Linked DNA regions of Mus musculus: region 2 is linked to region 1. Evidence: chromatin contacts called from ENCODE Hi-C or POLR2A ChIA-PET data. All regions are on one chromosome and are shown on one strand. The core of a region is the stretch at or near the end of the contact, and the rest is flanking DNA. Distances in the headings are between cores, read along the strand shown. Region 1 overlaps Gm19696 (predicted gene, 19696). Region 2 holds the start of Zfp36l2 (zinc finger protein 36, C3H type-like 2).

The links. Hi-C counts contacts between places; a loop is a spot of excess contacts on that map. ChIA-PET counts read pairs that join two places held with the same protein, here RNA polymerase II (POLR2A).
Region 2: a map of heart shows a loop between it and region 1 (3-fold over the local background). The contact joins the promoter of Zfp36l2 here to the enhancer-like site in region 1. A Hi-C loop is called at or near these places in 9 of 37 maps with a recorded cell type or tissue (gastrocnemius, heart, left cerebral cortex and 1 more). POLR2A ChIA-PET finds 5 or more read pairs at or near these places in 3 of 5 experiments (Patski and embryonic stem cell).

Annotation. Positions count from the first base shown.
Region 1 is chr17:84,139,836-84,145,400 of GRCm38, forward strand. All of the region lies in intron 1 of Gm19696 (predicted gene, 19696), which reads right to left. Among named protein-coding and RNA genes, the nearest start is that of Gm19696, 14 kb to the right of the region's middle. Within about 2 kb of position 3,536, at least 1 of the 3 ENCODE cell types and tissues checked has a DNase peak (open chromatin) inside an H3K27ac peak, as active enhancers do; it is heart, where a contact is called at or near this core.
Region 2 is chr17:84,184,554-84,190,118 of GRCm38, forward strand. Zfp36l2 (zinc finger protein 36, C3H type-like 2) reads right to left here and starts at 3,394. Exons shown (of 2, transcript NM_001001806.2): 1 at 3,091-3,394; 2 at 1-2,603. The coding sequence starts at 3,141. The coding sequence ends at 1,200. Thada (thyroid adenoma associated) reads right to left here. Exons shown (of 38, transcript NM_183021.3): 38 at 5,503-5,565. It also overlaps a transcript of Gm36279 not described here.

The DNA.
Region 1 (5,565 bases), core at 2,286-4,785:
TGGTTTGCTCAGCCTGCTCTCTTATAGAACCCAAGACAACCAGCCCAGAGATGGTCCCACCCACAAGGGGCCTTTCCCCCTTGATCACTAATTGAGAAAATGCCTTACAGTTGGTCTCATGGAGGCATTTCCTCAACTGAAGCTCCTTTCTCTGTGATAACTCCAGCTGTGTCAAGTTGACACAAAACTAGCCAATACACTAAGTAAAGGGAGAAAAAAACAAATTCCGAAGCTGTCTTCTCACCTCCAAATACGGCATCACACACACACACACACACACACACACACACACACACACACACACACTGTATACAGAGAAACACACAACCCAACTCCTTGTGAGTTTCAGCGCACAGAAATGTCCACAGCACACAGGGTGTTCTTCACTCGGCCCTCTCCTCAGAGTGAGGAAGGGGAGGACCTTGGGTGCCATTAAGTACAGGGTTAGAGGGTGATAGAGAAAGAAACGAGCAGGAAGTTGGAGAGAGACCAGGGAGACTTAAGCAAACTGAGAGAGTAGACACTGTCAGGGAGTGCGGGCCGGGGGCCAGTGAGAAGGAACACAGATTGGCGGCCTCCCTCTTATCCATGCCTCAGTTTCCCACAGGTTTAAAGAAGGTAATGTGAGCCTGAAAGTCACAAGGCTGCTGTAGGCAGGAGTGAACTTATAATAGAAACTAGCACAGGCTTGACCCCAAGGTGCTAAGTAGACAGAGCCCTGCCCTGCCAGCTAAGCCAGTGGCTGGGCTTCCCCTAGAGCTGGGGTAGGGTGTGGCCCGGTGAGCCATCTTTACTATCTTGGCCTAGGAGATCTGCAAAGATGGGGACAGATGTGTCCAGGGGAGTGGAGTGCTGAGGAAAATCTGCTACCTAGACAACAAAGCCTAGGAAGATCTTGTCTGACCTTCTGCGCCCTGCTCACTTCCCAGCGCTCTGTCTCTCAGGACTTTCTGGGGCACGTGCTTTCAGAATTGAACGTCCTAGGGACAAGAAACAAAGCACTCTGGGAGCTCCCAGGCTAGCTGGCTCGCCACTTAGAGAACAAGGAAAAGCAATGGCTCGGAGAATGATGGGTAAGGACCAAGTGGAGGTAGGAAGGAGCCAGAGCCTGCATGCTGTAGGGTCAGAGGGGGTGTGGGATGTACTGCACACCAGAACTGTGCCCACGGGCTGGGCCAGTGACGGTGAGGATGCGTCAGAAAGGAACAGTGGCTGAACTCTGTGTGGCCTGGGGAGCTGAGATTTGGATAAACAGAAGTACCGAGGGGCCATGTCTGGTGAGCCATGGGTGAGACAGCTCTGACACCCGGTAGTTGTGACAAATGTTAAGACAGACACTGGAGATCCAGCATATTGATCTCACTGGAGCCGCCACCACCAAATGCAGAGACAGCCAGCACCTCTGGATCACTTCCTAGCTCCTCTATCCAACATGCCTGGTATAGCTTCCCACCACCACCACCACAAGCTGCAGGCCCCAACTGTGTTGACAAATGGGCCCTTCCTCCCGCCCCATGGAGCTGACATTGTAAAGCTGGAAGTGAGTCATAGAGCTCTTTCCTTCCTTCTCTTCCTCTCCCCTGCGCTTGCAGACACCCCTCCATTCCCAGTCTCTCAGCCCTCACACCCCAGCTTTTAAAACCCATAAACTCTATAGAAGTGGCAAGCAGCATAAATGCCCCGGTCCAGGCTGGGGTACTGAGGAGCTAGCTGAGCAAGGGCTCTGAGTGTGGGGTCTGTATGCAGTGGGAGGCAGTGTGGGACACAGCAGATGTCTGATCCTATGAGCTTGCTGACATCAGTAGGGACCTGAAACGTCTGTCTGGAGGCTATGGTTGGGATGAGAGCTTCTGGGGGGGAAGGGGGGGAGCACTGTTGGAACTGACATGTTTTTCACCTGCTCTACAAATGAAGGGACTGTGTGCGTAGCAAGGGTGTGTGGGTCCCAGGCGTGTCCCTGTGACCATCTGAGTAGTGAGCGTGGGAGGAGGCGGTTGCTCTGTATGGTGTAGGGGACCCTTAGAGTGTCTCTGTCCCTGGGAAGGGAAGGGGGTGGAGACTCAGAGCTGAGGGGTCTGTAGCTGGTGAGCCTGCCTTGGCCTTTGGTTTTGCAGGATGTGAGCGGGCTGTTTTTGGATGGAGCCCAGCATCACACCCTCCAGTCTGTTTCCCGCAGCAAGGCCAGATTGTCAGTTAGTGGTTGTGGTTGGAGTCTGTGTCACTTTCTCAGGGGAACTGCAGCAGGTAGGGAATATATATCATATATTCTAAGGTTCTTGCAACCCCCTCCTCCAAGTCAGGTTTCCCTCATCTGAGTTCAGCTGGAGAGAAGGGTGGCCAGACATGTGGGACACACACCATCCAACGGGACCTTGCTCCTCCATGCCTCGGTCTCCTGGAAGTGGAAGAGCAGGGCAGTGGGGAGAGCATCCGTGAAGACATGGCCGTGAAGCACTATGCTACACGTACTTGAGGAGAACAATGCAGCCCTGTTTTTCCCTTCTATTATATTCTAAAGTATCTACACACAATGGCTAGAGTTCACTAGGTGTCCTCCTATCATCCTGAGGTTTCCAGATACACAGGAAAACCCCAAAAGCCTACAGTATTAAAGGATCACAGCCAGATCCCTGTTTCCATCTGAGGGTCCTGTCCTCCCTCCTGACTGTAGACAGGTCTTAGACAGATCTATAGACAGACGTTACCTGCCTGGAGTCATGGCCTCCAGGGAGGGGAGCCCAACAGATGAGCTGTCTCCTTTTACACCCCCTCCCCTAAGGCAAGAGTTCCATCAGAGACTCCCTGGCTAAGGGTTGAAGGGTTATCTCTAGAAGGTACTGACAGGCAGCCCACCCGCCCTTGAACCTGTCTATAGATGAAATGGAATTTTTGAAAACTCATGGCAGGCCTGGGGGAGGCAGAGAGGGGCTTAAGGAAGTTGGATGGGGCCTGGCAGGGTGGGTCTGTCTGTGGGATGTGTAACTTCTGTCATCCACTGGTCTGAGGAGGAACATCAGAGGCCCTCTGAGAATAAAAGCCCAGGGTACCAGGGCTCCTGCACCAGATTCACAACATCTCTTCGTCCCAGGCTCCCTCTCCTGGGGTGGTGGCTGGGGTGTGGGCAGAGGTTGGGTCTGTGTTCTTTCAGGCTTCAAATGCTGGCCCCTGATCTAACAGTGCTCTCAGAAGGCTGCCTTTCACCTCAGCCCCAGGGGCTGGCAGCAGGCTGACTGGTGGAGCCATCCCCATCACGAACTCTGGAGGGAGCCTTCTCTGGGACTCTCTCACCTTCCAAATGTGGCTGCTGCCTTCTCCTGGGATTTTTGCCCATGGTCCCTGGGGTCCTTGGAACAAAGCCAGTCACTCCCCAGGCTCAAGCATCCCTGGGTGTCAACACTGGCAGAAGAGCGGCAACTCCAGGGTCAGCTCTGAATTCTGAATCCCAGGGTAGTCTCGGCTCAGGAGGAGCTGCTTGCCCATCCATAAAGGGCATTTGTGCCCAGGCAGCACCCTCCCACCTGGGGCTGTTCACACAGTAAGGCAGTAAGAGGACAGACACGCCTGTGTGAGCCTGGCTGAGGTGCAGAGGAAGCACGGCTGGGGTGAAGTGTTAACGGCCTCCTTCCCGCCTAGCCCGAGCCAGCTCTCCCAGACTCCCCAGAAATGCCTCTTCCTCCGGGTCCCAGCACGCTCCCTCCACATCCCTGGCTGCAGATCTGTCCTGCTTGGACAAACATCCCACTCAGCTCTTGGGTTTATGGCTTTGCCTGGTGCCTTCCTTTATGTGGTTAGAAACCTGTACTGTGCTCCTGGCAGAGTGGAGGATTCTGGGCTGGGAATGGGGGCTGGGTCGGGCCAGCAAACCACAAGAGGAGGGCTGGGTGGACAACATGGGGAGACACGCTTGCCGGGCCAAGCTGTGTTCAGGGACAGAAGTGGGAGTTCCAAGGAGGTGCTGAACATGAAGGGTGGAGGGGACACTAGTCCTGAAGGGGACAGCAAGGAGCAAGCAGTGAAGCTGGGGCCATCATGGGTTGGTTTGTTGGCTTGCTTTGAGACAGACAGAGTCTTCCATATTCCAAGCAGGGCTGGAACTCACAATTACAGCCAAAGATAAACTTGAACTTCTGACCCTACTGCCCCTACCTCCTGGGATTATACACATGTACTGCCATGGCTGGTTTTACTCTGTGCTGGGAATCAAACCCAAGGCTTCTTGCACATGCTAGGCAAGAACTCTACCAACTGGGTTACACATTCGGCCCTTTGGTTTGTTTTGGGATGCACTGTTTATTAAGTACCAACTCTCTCTGTCTCAACTATCCCATGAATTCTTTATCTCACGTCCACAAAAACTTGTAAGTGGAATCAATGCCATTTAACAGATGGCAACACAATTCCAGGGCCCAGGGACATGAAGTAGGACAAGTGTGTTGTAGAGAGCGTGCTGTAGAGCTCTCAAGCCCAGGCAGGTGGCTGAGGAAGTGCATGGTGCTGGAGAAGAGCCATCACACTGTTCAGTCTTGTCAGGAATTGTAAAGTGTTCAGATCTGGGCCTCAGACTGTTGGTTCAGTGTTCCAGGAAGGCTAATAATGGCTCACCCTATTCTAGAACTCTCTGTACCCTTGGATAACCCAGGATCCCTGGGAGATTTGAGTCTCTTAACTATCAGCATCGTCTATGCTAATGTCTGCCACACAGGGTCTCAAATGTTCAATGTACATAGAAGTTACAGACTAGAATAACACGCTAGGGTGCAGGGTATGGCTCAGTTGGTGCTGTGCTTGCCTAACATACATAAAGCCCTGGGTTTGGTCCCCAGTATCACACAAACCAGACCTGGTGGTGTATGCCTGAAATCCCAGCCTCAACTACATATTGAGTTTGAGACTAGCCTGGGCTTTATATGTGACAGTGCTCATAAATAGATAGATAGATAGATAGATAGATAGATAGATAGATAGATAGATAGATAGATAGATGCACCACACTCCAAATGTGTTACTTTGTCATTTGCACACAGCTCTCTTTCAGAATTCCAAGTCAAACTGCTACCCAGGGGACCAGGTCTATCAACCACGTTTGCTAGAAAAGAAGATTTTGATTTTAAGGATTCAGGAACCACGTGGCAGACAAGATACCGAGATAACACTTGGGGCCAAGTTTCAGAGCAAGATGGGGGCACAGTAGGGACATCGAAAGCACCTGGGGCCCCTTCTGTGTCAAGACAGCATAGTCCTTCACTCCCAGGAAGCAGCCCAGTTGTGGTGGTACATGCCTGTCATCTCTCACCAAGAAGGTAGGAGAAGGCACCCAAGTTGGAGGCCAGGCTGGACAGCAAGAAGCAGAATGAGAGGGGTGCTCTAGCACTCAGGAGGCAGAGGCAGGAGAATGCACTTAAGTTCAAGACCAGGCTAGTCTCCATACAGAGTTCCAGGCCAGCCAAGCAAACAGCAAGACACTACCTTGAGAAGGTAGGGGAGAAGAGAGGATATGATGGTGTGTGTGTGTGGGTGTGTGTGTGTGTACATGGGGTATGGAGTGTCTCTGTCAGGAGGGAGGAG
Region 2 (5,565 bases), core at 2,144-4,643, 45 kb after region 1:
GTTGGATGGGCTACAACCATTATACATTCTAAGAAAACCTCAAAATGTTCCTCAAACCACTTCCACAGCATCAAGATTGCATGGTTTCTTCATGCGATCTTTCGAAATTTACGTAAACAAGGAAAGAAATTAATGAAATAAATATTACATACAATCTCTTAAATTAAGATTTTTCTTACTCATTTACAATAAAATAACCAAGTGAAGTTACAAAAGGCATATATTACTGTGAAAAGAACACACTCCACATTTTGCCGATTAATAATGGCAATTATAATTTAACATAATAAAAGAATATATATCTATTGCTTTCATCATACTCGATAAATACAGTATGGACAACATCCTCAATGTATACTTTTCACAAGATAATAAATAAGTTAAATAGTTTTTCATATTGAGTTGTGGTGCAGTGGTGCGGATCAACTCAGAACAACTAAAAATGAAGCACTTATTTCCCAACAACTATGAACTGAGCTCTGCCCATAGCTTCCAGAGAGCAGAGGAAATGGTTCTAAGCTAAACACCCACACTACGTGGTGGCAATGAGCCCGTTATCAAACTTTGGAATGCAAGGGCTTCCCCACCCCCAGACATACAGAACTTTGTCTAAAAAACAAAAACAAGGTAAACAACCACCACAAAGGAGGCTGAGAGCGAGCGACTCGAATCAAGGCATGTTCCTGGCATTATTTTGAGTTCTAGAAGCTTATAGTTTAGGGAGGTGGCAGCCGGCTGGCTCACACTGGTCTTGGAACCCCTTCCAAGAGTTCTCACATCTGGACTGTTTCTAAGGCTTTCGAGTGAAAGAAGAGATGGAATGGTGGTTGGTAGCTGCTGGTGCTGGGCTGATTTTTTTCTTCTAAAACTAGAGTTTCAAACTCATCTGAGACCTAAGTGTTTGGTATCTTTTGTTCTTTCCGCATCACAACCGCCCTGTTGTGAATATTTTGTTCATCCATACGAAAAAGTTCGTTGGCTTTTATCAACAAGAACGAATCTTTACAATAATAATAATAATAAAAATAATAATAAAAAACAAAAAAAACGAGAGAACCGAAAGGGTAGGGGCGGGGCCCCTTCCGGCAGAGTTCGAGTCCAAGTGCTCGGAGGGGCCTCCAAGTCTGCCGCAGTGTCGCCCTCCCCAACCGGTGGCCCCCGCTGTGCCTTTCCCAACCCCTCGCGGGCGCCCCCTTGCCTCAGTCGTCGGAGATGGAGAGGCGGCTGAAGATGGGTAGGCGACGGCCAGGGTCCAGGCTGGGGGACTCGGAGCCGCTGAGGCTGCCGGAGCTCAGCGAGCCGCTCAGGTAGCTGTCGCGGTCCGAGAGCGAGTCCGGGGGGCTGGGGGGCGCGTCGAACACGGGCGACTCGGACAGACGGCGCGGCAGCTGGAAGCCGAAGGGCGGGGAGGGCGGCGCGGGGGCCGCGGGGGGCTGTGCCGGGGGTGGCGCGGGACCGGTCAGGCCCTGCTGCTGGTTGCGGTAGTAGGCGGCGGCGGCCGCGGCGGCGAAGTTGTGGGTCTGGATGGCGAGCGGCGTGATGAGGCTGCTCAGCTCCGGGCCGAAAGCGAAGGCGTTGTTAGCGCCGGAGGACGAGCAGGAGGCGCACGGCGCTCCGGGGCTCAGCAGGTCCTCCGCGCCCCCGGGGCCGTAGAGCAGCGCGGCCGCCGCCGCCGTGGCGCAGCACGTCGGGGCGCCCGAGGGCGTGGAGGCCGCCGAGGCGGAAGAGCAGGAAGAAGCCGAGGAGGAACAGGACGAGGCCGAGGAGGAGGGCGGCGGCGGCGTGCGCGATGTGGGGCTGTCGAGCAGCAGCGGCGACTCCAGGCCCCCCGGCGGCTGGTGGTGGCCCGACGGGAAGCCGGAGAAACTGAGGCTGTGATGCAGCTTGGGCCGCGGCTCGCGGGCGAAGCCTAGGTGTAGCGCGTCGCGTGCGCCAAACGCTCGCAGGTCCCCGGAGGCGCCGCCGCCCCCCGACGGCGCGGGCCGCCGCTCGTCCGCGTTGTGGATGAAGTGGCAGCGCGGGCCGTAGGGGCAGAAGCCGATGGTGTGGAAGGTGCGGCACAGCTCTGTCTTGTACTTGGGGTGCCGGGTGAGGCTGCGCAGCTCGTGGAAGCCGTGCGCGAACTGGCACTTCTCGCCGTACTTGCACGTGCCGCTCTCCTCGAAGGGCCGGCACAGCTCCGTCTTGTAGCGCGTGGAGTTGATCTGGGAGCCGCTGCCCCCCTTCTGCTGCTGCTGCAGGTGCAGGAGGTGCTGGCTGCGCTCCCCGTTCTCGCTGAACGAGCGGTCCCGAAATTTGCTCTCCTTGGTGACCAGCGCCGTGCCGCTGCCCCCCGAAGGCTCCTTGAGCTGGCCGTAGGAGGCCAGACCGCCTCCGCCTGCGGGGCCACAGCTGCTGCCGCCGCCGTTAGGGGCGCCCGGGAACTTCGGCGAGCAGCTGCCCGGACTGGGCACAGGGTGGGCAAGCGCGTGGAGGTTGCTGGCGGAGTGGCGTCGCAGGAAGCCCGGAGTGAAGCTCGAGCTGGGGGCAGCAGCCACGGGCGTCCCTACCGCCTTCTTGTCCAGCATGTTGTTCAGATTGAGGTTTGCCAGGGATTTCTCCGTCTGCCAAAGGGAGGGGAGCGGGAGCGGGATGAAAATCGGATGGGGAAGAGAGTCGGGGCTAACTGCAGAGTGAACGCCCTAGTCCCAACTGCCCACTTGTTGGGGTTTCTGGTGGGATCCGATTCAGCCTCCACCGCTACACTCGCAAAACGCAGGCCGGAGAGAGTGGAGGACGCCCACCCCGGCCGCTCCGGGTCTAGCCATGTGATCCTGGGCCCGTGGCCACGGGGTGGGCGGCGCAAACGCTGTCCGGGAAGTCCCGGCAGCGTGGCCGCGGTCGGTTCGGGAGGAGCACGGCTGCTCCAGCCGCTACTCGCTCTCTCCACGCCCACAGTCGCAAGCACACAGTCCTGCTAACTCCAGGACTTCCCTCCACCCGCAAAGTCAACTTGGAAGGGTCCCTCCCGCCTCGGCCCGGCCCGGCGGCAAGTCTCGGAACTCCAAAGGGTTCCAGGCCGTCCGCCATCCTTTCCGGCTGCCTGCTTACCTTGCACAAGAAGTCGATATCGTAGAAGGGTGACAGAAGTGTGGTCGACATTTTTCTGGGTCCTGTAATGGTCGAAATTGCAAGCGTGGAGGTTGGGAGGTGCCCTCGGTACGGCGAGACTCGAACCAAGATGAATAACGGGCGAGGGCCAAGGAGGGACGGAAAGTTGTGCTTGTGCGGCCGAGGAAGCGGCGGCGGGAGGCCGTGGCGCGGAGTGGGGGGCAGAGGAGAAGCGAGAGCGCAGCTCGGCGCCCCGGCCCGCCCCCCGCCCGAGCCGTCGGCAGCTCGCGGACTGGTGGAACTCGGAGACCTGAGAGCGTGCGCCCTTTATACAGCCCCGGAGCGGCGCGGCGGCGGGGCAAAGCGCACCGGGGGAGGGGACTGAACGCTGACCGGCCGGGGTCTCCAGGCAACGCCGCCCGCCAGCCCGCGGACGTCAGGCTCCTTCTCGGCTTCTCATTGGTCGCCGCCAATTTTTCCCCTTCGGGGGAGGGGAGGAGAGGGGAGGGGAGGGGCGGGCAGCCTGGGCGTCCCGAGCGGCGTGGGGCGTGCGGCCCCCTTGGGTCCTGCTGGGTGGCGGCGGCGGGAATACCTCGCTCTCCTCCGCCTCTACGAGTATAACGTTGGAAAGCACGTACACGTTCTATCTGCCCAGGACGGGGCTACCCGGGACGTGCCTTTCCTCGCCCGATCCGGCTGGGCCGACTGGCGCAGCTTTTATCTCCCATCCTAGTTTTTGCTCCGCGCGCGGGAACAGCAAAACAGCAATGGTGCGCTTGGCCAAGTTGCTTGGGACTAGGAACGGGGGTCGCGGCCTGTCCCGTAGGTGGCAGCTCCGGCCCGGCTGCACGTGGAGACGCAGTAGGGGTGGGGGCGGGAGCGGCCAGCCTGGAGGAGCATTGGCGCGTTTCTCCGCCCCTCTCCCCGCCCAGGCTCAGTAAACAGGACTTGAGCGCTGCGGCCTGTGGGGCAGAGCCGAGTGTCTGAGGACAAGGCGCTGGCTTTGCTAATCACATCACAAGACCTTGAGCCTGGGCCAAAGGCGCCGAGTGGCGCGGGGTGTCCGGGGCGGGAAAGCCTATTCCAGGGGACTAGAGGGAAGTCGGAGGAGCAGTGTGGACATAGAGGAAGTCACTTCCTTCACCTTTGTGCCTGCTGGTTGGCCTGGCCTCCTCTCGGGGATGTGGGTGCAGCTCCTAGCCAAGGCTTCCCGCCTGTACAGCCTTGGCCTGTCGAATCCTGCAACCTTCCTCCTTCTGCTGTGGGAGGCGCGGCATTGAATCTAAGCTTTGTGTGAGCTGCCGGAGGCGAGGCGGTGATTGCTGAACCACCACCCAGGTTGGGGGAAAGAGGTCCTCATTCGGTTGCCTTTAGTGCAACTCCTACCAGCTTTCCATGGAAAAAGCAGTCCCAGAAGGCCCCTGGCTCTTTTTGAGAGGGGTCTCACACACACACACCTCCACACACCTAGCGACCCCCACCCCCACCCCGTGAGGCCCATCTGGTCAGGTCCAGAACCCTTTATCCCTACACTTCATACTGGCTGCCAAAAGCTGGAGTTGGGCCCATGAATTCACCCAGCTGGCAGTCCGGGTTGCCCTGGGTGGAAGGCCCAGTAGTTGCCAGAGAAGGCTGCTTGACCAACTACATCCTTCCCATGTTGCTCTTCCTGTCTGGTTGACCCAGTCCAGTGTGCACTTGGGCTGTATCAGTTAACCTTGAAGCTAAGGAGGTAGATCTGTCACTCAAAGGCTCCTGAGTCCAGGTGCATTTGGCCACACTGCAGTGCATGCTGCCCCTGTAGGTAGAGCCAATGGCTGCCAGAAGACTGTAGTGTCTTGGACGTAGTGCTGAGTGGGTTGGGTACGGTGGTTCATGCCTATAGTCCTAGCACTAATCACAAACTGTGGTGAGTTTTAGGCTAGCCTTGCACAGCTTAGTGTGAGAGTGAGACCATACCCCTATAAAGGAACAAAGCCCTCACCATCTTATATATTAAAGCAAACTGGCTTTTGGCTGTGGTCTGAGCAAGGGGCCACCCAGATCTTAGGACCCTCAAGTGTAGTGACTTAGGGAAGATGGCTGCTTCACTCTTCCCACCCACGTTGCTCTTGCCCCTATTACTGCTGGGTTCTGTGGCTGAAAGGACCCCAAATGTAAGCATGAGGCTGTGACTAAGGTTTTCCTGGTTTCTCTCAGGAAAGCATGCAGCAGTCGTTCCCCTAGCTACTGCTAGCAGGATTGCAGATACAAGCCCACCTGTGGAGCCATCCATCCCTCCTGTCCTCCCAGATTGGCCACAGCCAGCCAAGATCCAAGTCTGGGGTAAGTCCCAGCTAATGGCAGACTTGGTAGGATGGACTTGGAGATAACATAAGCCTGCTCTGAAACATGCTTTGGGACAGCATGCCTGCCAATGTGAGATGGTTTTATTGTCATGTAACTGCTTTTATTTCATTTTAGATGGAAGGGGAG